3 separate regions of the Homo sapiens genome follow, and regions 1 and 2 are each linked to region 3. Evidence: chromatin loops called from intact Hi-C (ENCODE). Cell type or tissue: PC-3. All regions are shown on one strand. Region 1 overlaps RELN (reelin). Region 2 overlaps RELN (reelin). Region 3 overlaps RELN (reelin).

Region 1 (2,500 bases), 130 kb after region 3:
CAATGAATCAAACTCAGTTGAAATATTCTCCCTCTTCTCCAAAAGATACAATTCCAAATGAAATAAACATGACCAGGACTAAACCTGCCTACAAGGTTAAACCTCAAGTCTGATATGTCCAAACTTACGGGCTTTTGGAAAATATTGAGATCAAACCAAACAAAACTTTTCTCTTGTTGTTACCCTTGTTGTTTTAATAGCTGAAAAAAAAAAAGCACAGCTTTTGTTTTCCCAACCGTAAATGATTTACTTTTATTCAGATTTGTCTATCTGGAGCTTCCAGCTGCTGCCAAGACCCCTTGCACCAGGTTCCGCTGGTGGCAGCCCGTGTTCTCAGGGGAGGACTATGACCAGTGGGCAGTCGATGACATCATCATTCTGTCCGAGAAGCAGAAGCAGATCATCCCAGTTATCAATCCAACTTTACCTCAGGTATTCTCCTATGTCTGAACTCCAAGAAGACAGATAATTATAAAAGTGAATGGCATAAAGAACTCATTTCCTTAAGGATTTAGTGCTTGACACTGAATGTATAATATAAGTTTAAGGGCTTGTACTTAATTTTTTGTTACCTCTCTATGCTACCACTTCACAGATAATTTAGATGTAAAAAAGACTGAAGTCTGGTTAAATCATCAAGCAAAATCGTTAGTGTGTTTATAAAATGATTAGATACACAGTGGTAAAATACTTTCAGTTGTTGAATCATCAGGAGAAAAAGTTAATAGCAGTAAAAAAAAATAGAGATTCTTCTGTGTTTTCCTAGAAATGCAAATGGTACATGGCCCAGCATGTCATGAAATGAAAATTCCTTTCTTGTTTTCAAAGCTATCAAATTGCCTTTTGTTTTATTTGTATTGTTTCTATTAGAACTTTTATGAGAAGCCAGCTTTTGATTACCCTATGAATCAGATGAGTGTGTGGTTGATGTTGGCTAATGAAGGAATGGTTAAAAATGAAACCTTCTGTGCTGCCACACCATCAGCAATGATATTTGGAAAATCAGATGGAGATCGATTTGCAGTAACTCGAGATTTGACCCTGAAACCTGGATATGTGCTACAGTTCAAGGTATTTATGCACAAGCTTCTTCCCAGAGCAAGTTAAGGAGTAAAATATCTTCCAGATGTATAAGTGGAACTCACAAAGAACACAAATTTTTCATATTCTATTAAAGAAGGGACTCACCTGTACGAAAGCTTAACAGTGTTAGAATTGCGAAGCTTTTCAGCTCTACTCGAAAGCAGTTATTAGTTTTTAAGGAGTCCCAAAAGTTGTGGGTATACCATTTCTTTAGGTACTCAAGGAACTCTACCAGAATTAAAAATAAAATTGACTTTTAGAACTTCAATCTGATTGTGACTTAATGAATCTCAAGCTTCTAAACGATGATGAATAAGTTGTCCTTTTCATCTTGCTAGTGGTATTTGAACTTACAAGGTATTTTATGCTTTTGCTGTATTATTTTCAAACAAATTATCTTACTTAAATTCAGTAAATTTTTACTCCAGTCATCATTGTTCTCTTAAAAGCTTCTTGTTTTTCAGCTCTGTGATAACATATCAACATGTATAGCAAGTATTTACTTTGACAAGGTCTTGTTTCAGAACCCTAATCAAAATTTCATTGTGTTTATAATAAAATCCCATAGGTGACTTCTGGGGTTGAAAGTAATGCAGTTTTAATGAGCTAGCACAACTACATGGTCCTTACATAATGGCAGGATGCAGATGCTAAATAATTTACAAATGGAATTATTAAAGAGATCAGATGTTTATAGGCAGCTCTTCAAATACAATTTCCACAGGTCTGTAAACAAGGAAGTGAGTCATAAATAATATGATTAGTAAAATGTAACCCTTCCTTGTTTAGATTCTGATGCTAAACTACAATGGAAAAATATCAATAACAATATATGAATCTATATTCATTTGTTGGTAATACCTAAAGTAGTAACAAAATAATGTTAATAGCAAATATATTTGCAGAACACTATGCTGTTTCTCATCTGACACCTTTTCTATTTAATTAATCACAAACCATGGTTGTGTAGGTATTAAAGTCTGCAAGATAATATTCTGAAATTTTTAAAATCTAAATTTAAAAAATAGTGTTAAATATTTCAAGCATTTAAACAATGATCAGGAATGCACACTGCTTAGGAAAAATCTTAATTCTCTACCATTTGACCCAGCAATCCCATTATTAGGTATATACTCAAAGAAGTATAAATCATTCTACCATAAAGACACATGCATGTGTATGTTCATCAAACCACTACTGACACTAGCAAAGACCACCTAAATGCTCATCTGTGGTAGACTGGATAAAGAAAATGTGGTACATATACACCATGGAACACTACACAGCCATAAAAAAGGATGACATCATGACTTTTATAGCAACATGAGTGGAGCTGGAGGCCATTATCCTAGGCAAACTAATAAAGGAACAGAAAAACAGATGCCACATGTTCTCACTTGTAAGTGGCAGCTAAACA
Region 2 (2,500 bases), 76 kb before region 3:
AATATGGAAATCAGTATTCTGTATGACCTAATTTAAAGGGATAAGTGCTTGAGTACATACACTCAGTTCAGTGTTCCAAAATAATTTACTGCATATAACTCCAGGGATATTTAAATTATATAAAGAGTTTAAAAACATGATTTCCATATTGAAATAGGTAGACCAACTAGTTGGCACTGTGTCAGATGAGAGACAATAGAAGCTTGTTCTATTATTTACACAAATTGACTGGTTTGGCAGTTGCTACAGCAATGAGCCATAATGAACTACAGAAAAATGAAAATGTGATTTCTTTAGCACTATACAAAAATGGAATATTTACAGAAAGGCAGAGAATGACTTACAAGAGCCCTAGCTGTGTCAAAATGGTATTCCTTGTTGCTACTTATCCAGAATGTAATCCAAATAGTGTATGTTTACTGGGGCAAAATTGTAATGATGGGCCATTATTTTCCTGCTGTTAGTAAGGGGACTGTGCTTTGTAATTCCAAAGGAATTTAAAATGTTCATTTTCCATGATTTACTTTTCACTTTTGACTATACCTTTAACCTGCCTTTGTTTGCAAAAACAAAGTAGTGAAGTTCCTGAAATTGGATGTTTTGTTCATGTCTTCCCAGCAAAGGGAAAAATAAACTCATAAAGCATATGACTCTACTCTAAAATACCTAATTTTTTGATGAGTTGATTCAGTCTCTTTTGCTCTGTTAGGAAGTTCTTGGCTTTTTTGTTACAGTTTTGGCTTTGAACTTTCATGTTTATACCTTATATTTTTGTCCCCTCCCGATTATCCACACTGGATCTCCTGTAACAATATTTTGTTCACTTCCAGGAAAGACCTTTTAAACAAAAACACTGCACATTTTGACTTGCCCAAGCCTAAGGGCTGTGTTAGTCAACACAGTAAATTCACAGAAAATGTGAGTCAGACAAGACAACTTTCTAAAGCCAATACTTAGCTTGAGCCTGTGAGGACCATTTATATAGATATCTACTGCAGAGTGTGTGTTTGTCAAATCTTTCTTTTCTCTTTTGCCCAAAGCAATGCAGGAAGCTTGTTATGATTGTTCCATACAAATTGACTTCAATAGATAATACTAGTTGGCATTAGGGAATATTATATATAATTAAACACCTAGACTTCAATAGAAAATACTAGTTGGCATTAGGGGATATTATAGAAAATTAAACTCCTAGACATGAGCCAAATTTGAAACATTTATCATAGTGTAAGTGTCAAAATGCATATGTATTCAGTATGGTAAGCACGATGTTCTGTGTAAATATTGAAATTTTGATATGGGCTGAGTTCTTACAAACCTATATACCAGGGTTTCTGAATCAGCTGTGATTTTACCTATGCTCCCAGGGGACATTTGATAATATCTGGAGACATTTTTTTGTTGTCATACCTAGCATCTAGTGGTGCTACAGGTGCTGCTAAGTATTCTACAATGCACAGGAAAGCCCCCCTACAGCAAAGAATGATCCAATTTAAATAAATGTCCAGTAGTGCAGTAGTGCTAAGGTTGAGAAGCTCTGCCTGTTCAGTTTGTAAATGACTTTACCAAAGACAACTCGGGAATTGCATCATTTCATATGGTGTCCTTTTTGGCTCATGGGAGAATCCTACTTCAGTGAAAAATTATTCTTTCTGCCTGTTTTTGTTGTTGTTGTTGCAACTTAGATATGCATGTGATATGCATCTACCAAGGAAAGTGAAAAATCAAAGGGGACTGGAAGATAATCCACTGCCAGGCCAAGAGGATAAAGTTTAATCCTTACCAAAGGGTCTTTGGTTGGGGAAAGAAGGAATAAAACAGCTTGCTGATAGTGATGGTTGTGACAGGAATGGAAGTTGTTACTTAGAGGAAGCATGAAATCTGTCCTACTCATAGGGGGATATATAGCAGTTCGTCTGTTCAGACTAGTAGTTTTCGAGCCTGGCTACAGTTGGAATCATGTGTGCCTGAACCTTGAGCCCAGAGATTCTAAATTAAGCGGTCAAGAGTGGAGCATGGCAATGTGTATATTTTTAAAGTTGCCCATTTCTAGAATCACTAGTCTAGATAGTTTAGTATCAGCATTTTAAATACCCTTAAAATTAAAAAAAATTACCTACAAAATTAAAAAATATTACTTCTGTTTATGGCCAGGCACTGTGGCTCATGCTTGTAATTGCAGCACTTTGGGAGGCTGAGGCAGGTGGATCACTTGAGGCCAGGAGCTCAAGACCAGCCTGGCCAACATGGTGAAACCCCATCTCTACTAAAAGTACAAAAATTAGCCGGGCGTATGGGTGTGCACCTGTAGTTCCAGCTACTCTGAAGGCTGAGGCACGAGAATGACTTGTACCTGAGAGGCAGAGGCTGCAGTGAACCGAGACTGTGCCACTGCACTTTAGCCTGGGTGACAAAGCAAGAGTCTGCCTCAAATAAACAACCTTCTGTTTAGCAAAATGTTCACTTGTACTACCGATGACAACCACTGTCACTCTGACTG
Region 3 (2,500 bases):
CATACATATATATACATAAATGTAAGGCTGTCTTAACCAATGATTTTTAAAGTCAAAGAATCCTGAAAATGCAGTTCTGCAAGATGAAATTTATCATGTTATCCACAGCTAAATCATCTTGGAAAGTGTCCTAAAATATTCGTAGAAGAACTTTTCATTTTTCCATTCCAGTGAAAGATCTCTTATCCATTTCTGTGCTGAGACATCGATTTGCTACCATCCTCACTTGATTCATTAGACGCAACTTATGGAATTTATGGTAGTAGCCTTAGGGGCATTTGCCCACTTCCTTTAGATTTCCTCTGGGATAGGAAGAAAAATTTGAGATGACATCCTTGCAAAGTGTTATCCTACAGATGCCTCCGAACTCTACTTTCTCAGGCAGGGTTGAGGACCCAAAGGAAATGGCGGTAGTACCTTGTGTCTACCACACAGTCTTAACAAAATTTCACTGAATATTTGTTGTGTGCTCAGTATTTGCTTGAGCTGGCTTCAACTGGGAAAACAAAATAAGTGAGAAAACAGAACGTTTTTACAGCACTTAACAATGTAGTAGAAGGCACTGGGTACATAGAGAGCATGAAATCTCTAGAAAACGGCATTGTTGTAAACAGGGTGGGTCTGTGTATATGTCCCCAGGGTGGCAGTGCCTAATGAGGTTCTTGAGGAAGGCTTCTTAGGAAGGAGAATCCCTGCCAACAACCCAAGTCACTTGAAAGGACAGGGAAAGGTTTTTCAAGTGAAGAGGCAGAGTGAATACAGGCAAGACATTGGAGGGGAACATGCGTGCCCTCCTAGAGCAGAGGAACTGGGCCTGGTAGCTATGAGCAATGTCAGATAAAGTTGCATCTATCTGAAGACTAATCTGTATCAGCTCAGGGCTTCAACTTACTTAATAGAGGGATAAATGTTAAATGGAGGTTTTAAACTCATTTAATTTAACTTTTTAAAAGTAAAATAATGTTGTTCTTTAGTTATTTAATAGAGGTCTGCAAAAGAACCTCTTTCTCTCTTGAGCAATAGAGAAATAGAATGAAATTAATTCTTCAGAAAAATTGTTTGGGTAGTTGTGTTAGGGGTTCTTTGTCACTTCCTTGATAGAGATCTGCATTGAGTCACTCTAAAAGAATTTACCAAGTAATATACTTGTTCAATTTAGCTTACCTCTTACATCAGATTAATAGGATTCATTAGCCAAACAAGGAATAAAGGTAAAGCATTTAAAAACACACCATGAAGAATAAATAGTTTGGCTTGCCAGACAAATCTATCTTGTCCATCACAGTATCCTCAGTCACTAGCCCAGGGACTCATAATAAATAGATGCTCATAAATATTGCTTCCCTGAGTGACAAGTAACCATTACAAAGACATCTATAATAGTATGTTACCAAGTGTTAAACTGATGTGATGCAGACATTTCATGGCAAGAGGGGGCTTGGGGGAGGTGATCTGAGGACCACAGTCAATGGAAATGATTACCCAGAAAGAAACAGAATCACCAGTAAACTATACTTTAAGTGAAACAAGTAGACAGAAATACATATGCAAGTGTTTATCAGTACGTAATTACTGAGCTAACTAGAATCTATTATTTGTTCATGATTTATAGAATTAGTACCTTTTCTCTTGAGTTTTACTTACAGATGTCCTAAACATTCGGGTTTTATTTTTGTACGTGTGTTTAATTTTTTTTTTTTTTTTTTGCTGCTTTGTTTTTGTTTTTATCATTTCAAGACAGAAGGAAGTCATTAAATCATAAATGCTTTATATTTACTTATTAAGATACACAGATGTTCTTAGGCTTGAATTATTGTCCTTCTGTACTGTACATGCTACGGAGTCTCAGAGATGAATGAGAGCCACTCTGTTTACACGAGTGTATTTTGAAAAATAAAAACTGGAAATTACAAAAGCTAAAAATACTCTTAGCTGAATTGGAATATTGCTTTGTGAAAGAAAAGAGATCTGGTATTATTTTTTCTTTAATAGATGTAAAGGATAAAATGTCACTTGTAAAAGGTATTCTATTTCATTTAGCATAAGAAAAGCAGTTGATTTTTCCCTTGAGCCTAATTCATAAACATCTTAATTACTCAGAACTTGATTCAGTAGAGAAATTCTCTCTCAACTCTTTTAGAACAGGTAGTTCAAGAGGAGGAGAAATCGATTCCTCCATATCTTGGTATGAATTGTTGCTCATTTCCTCCACGAACTTACTGAAATATATTTAAAATTAGATTCTCATTTTTTTTTCCAGAATCACTCTCCCTGGTGAGTAAGACCTTGGGGAACTTATTATGAAATAGTGAACACCTCTTCTGAAACATGGACACCTCTAAGTATAAGACTAACAAAATATTTGGTGACCTAAGCCCAAAACAAAAATAAATGAAACATTAGAAAATTTTAATGGCAAAAATAATACATATGTTTTATAAGGTTAAATACGTGTTTTATTTAAGGGTAAGATTCTTGGATATAAATGTATTCAACTAAG

What was found. Hi-C counts contacts between places; a loop is a spot of excess contacts. Peaks named below come from ENCODE experiments on the same cell type or tissue, not always from the same donor. Only the 100,000 strongest peaks of a DNase experiment are listed, where the experiment ranks them.
Region 1: a loop joins it to region 3, with 6 times the contacts of the local background. A loop is called at or near these places in 1 of 110 quality-filtered maps.
Region 2: a loop joins it to region 3, with 5 times the contacts of the local background. A loop is called at or near these places in 1 of 110 quality-filtered maps.

What each region holds. Positions count from the first base shown.
Region 1 is chr7:103,592,253-103,594,752 of GRCh38, reverse strand. It overlaps RELN (reelin), which reads left to right. Exons shown (of 65, transcript NM_005045.4): 26 at 261-432; 27 at 871-1,071. Among named protein-coding and RNA genes, the nearest start is that of SLC26A5, 150 kb to the right of the region's middle. In PC-3, no CTCF peak of the experiment used is centred here; no DNase peak of the experiment used is centred here; H3K4me3 peaks cover 745 bases; H3K27ac peaks cover 1,303 bases.
Region 2 is chr7:103,793,715-103,796,214 of GRCh38, reverse strand. All of the region lies in intron 3 of RELN (reelin), which reads left to right. Among named protein-coding and RNA genes, the nearest start is that of RELN, 190 kb to the left of the region's middle. In PC-3, no CTCF peak of the experiment used is centred here; no DNase peak of the experiment used is centred here; H3K27ac peaks cover 1,594 bases.
Region 3 is chr7:103,717,539-103,720,038 of GRCh38, reverse strand. The region is part of intron 8 of RELN (reelin); the gene reads left to right. Among named protein-coding and RNA genes, the nearest start is that of RELN, 270 kb to the left of the region's middle. In PC-3, no CTCF peak of the experiment used is centred here; a DNase peak (open chromatin) is centred at 1,188; H3K27ac peaks cover 2,128 bases.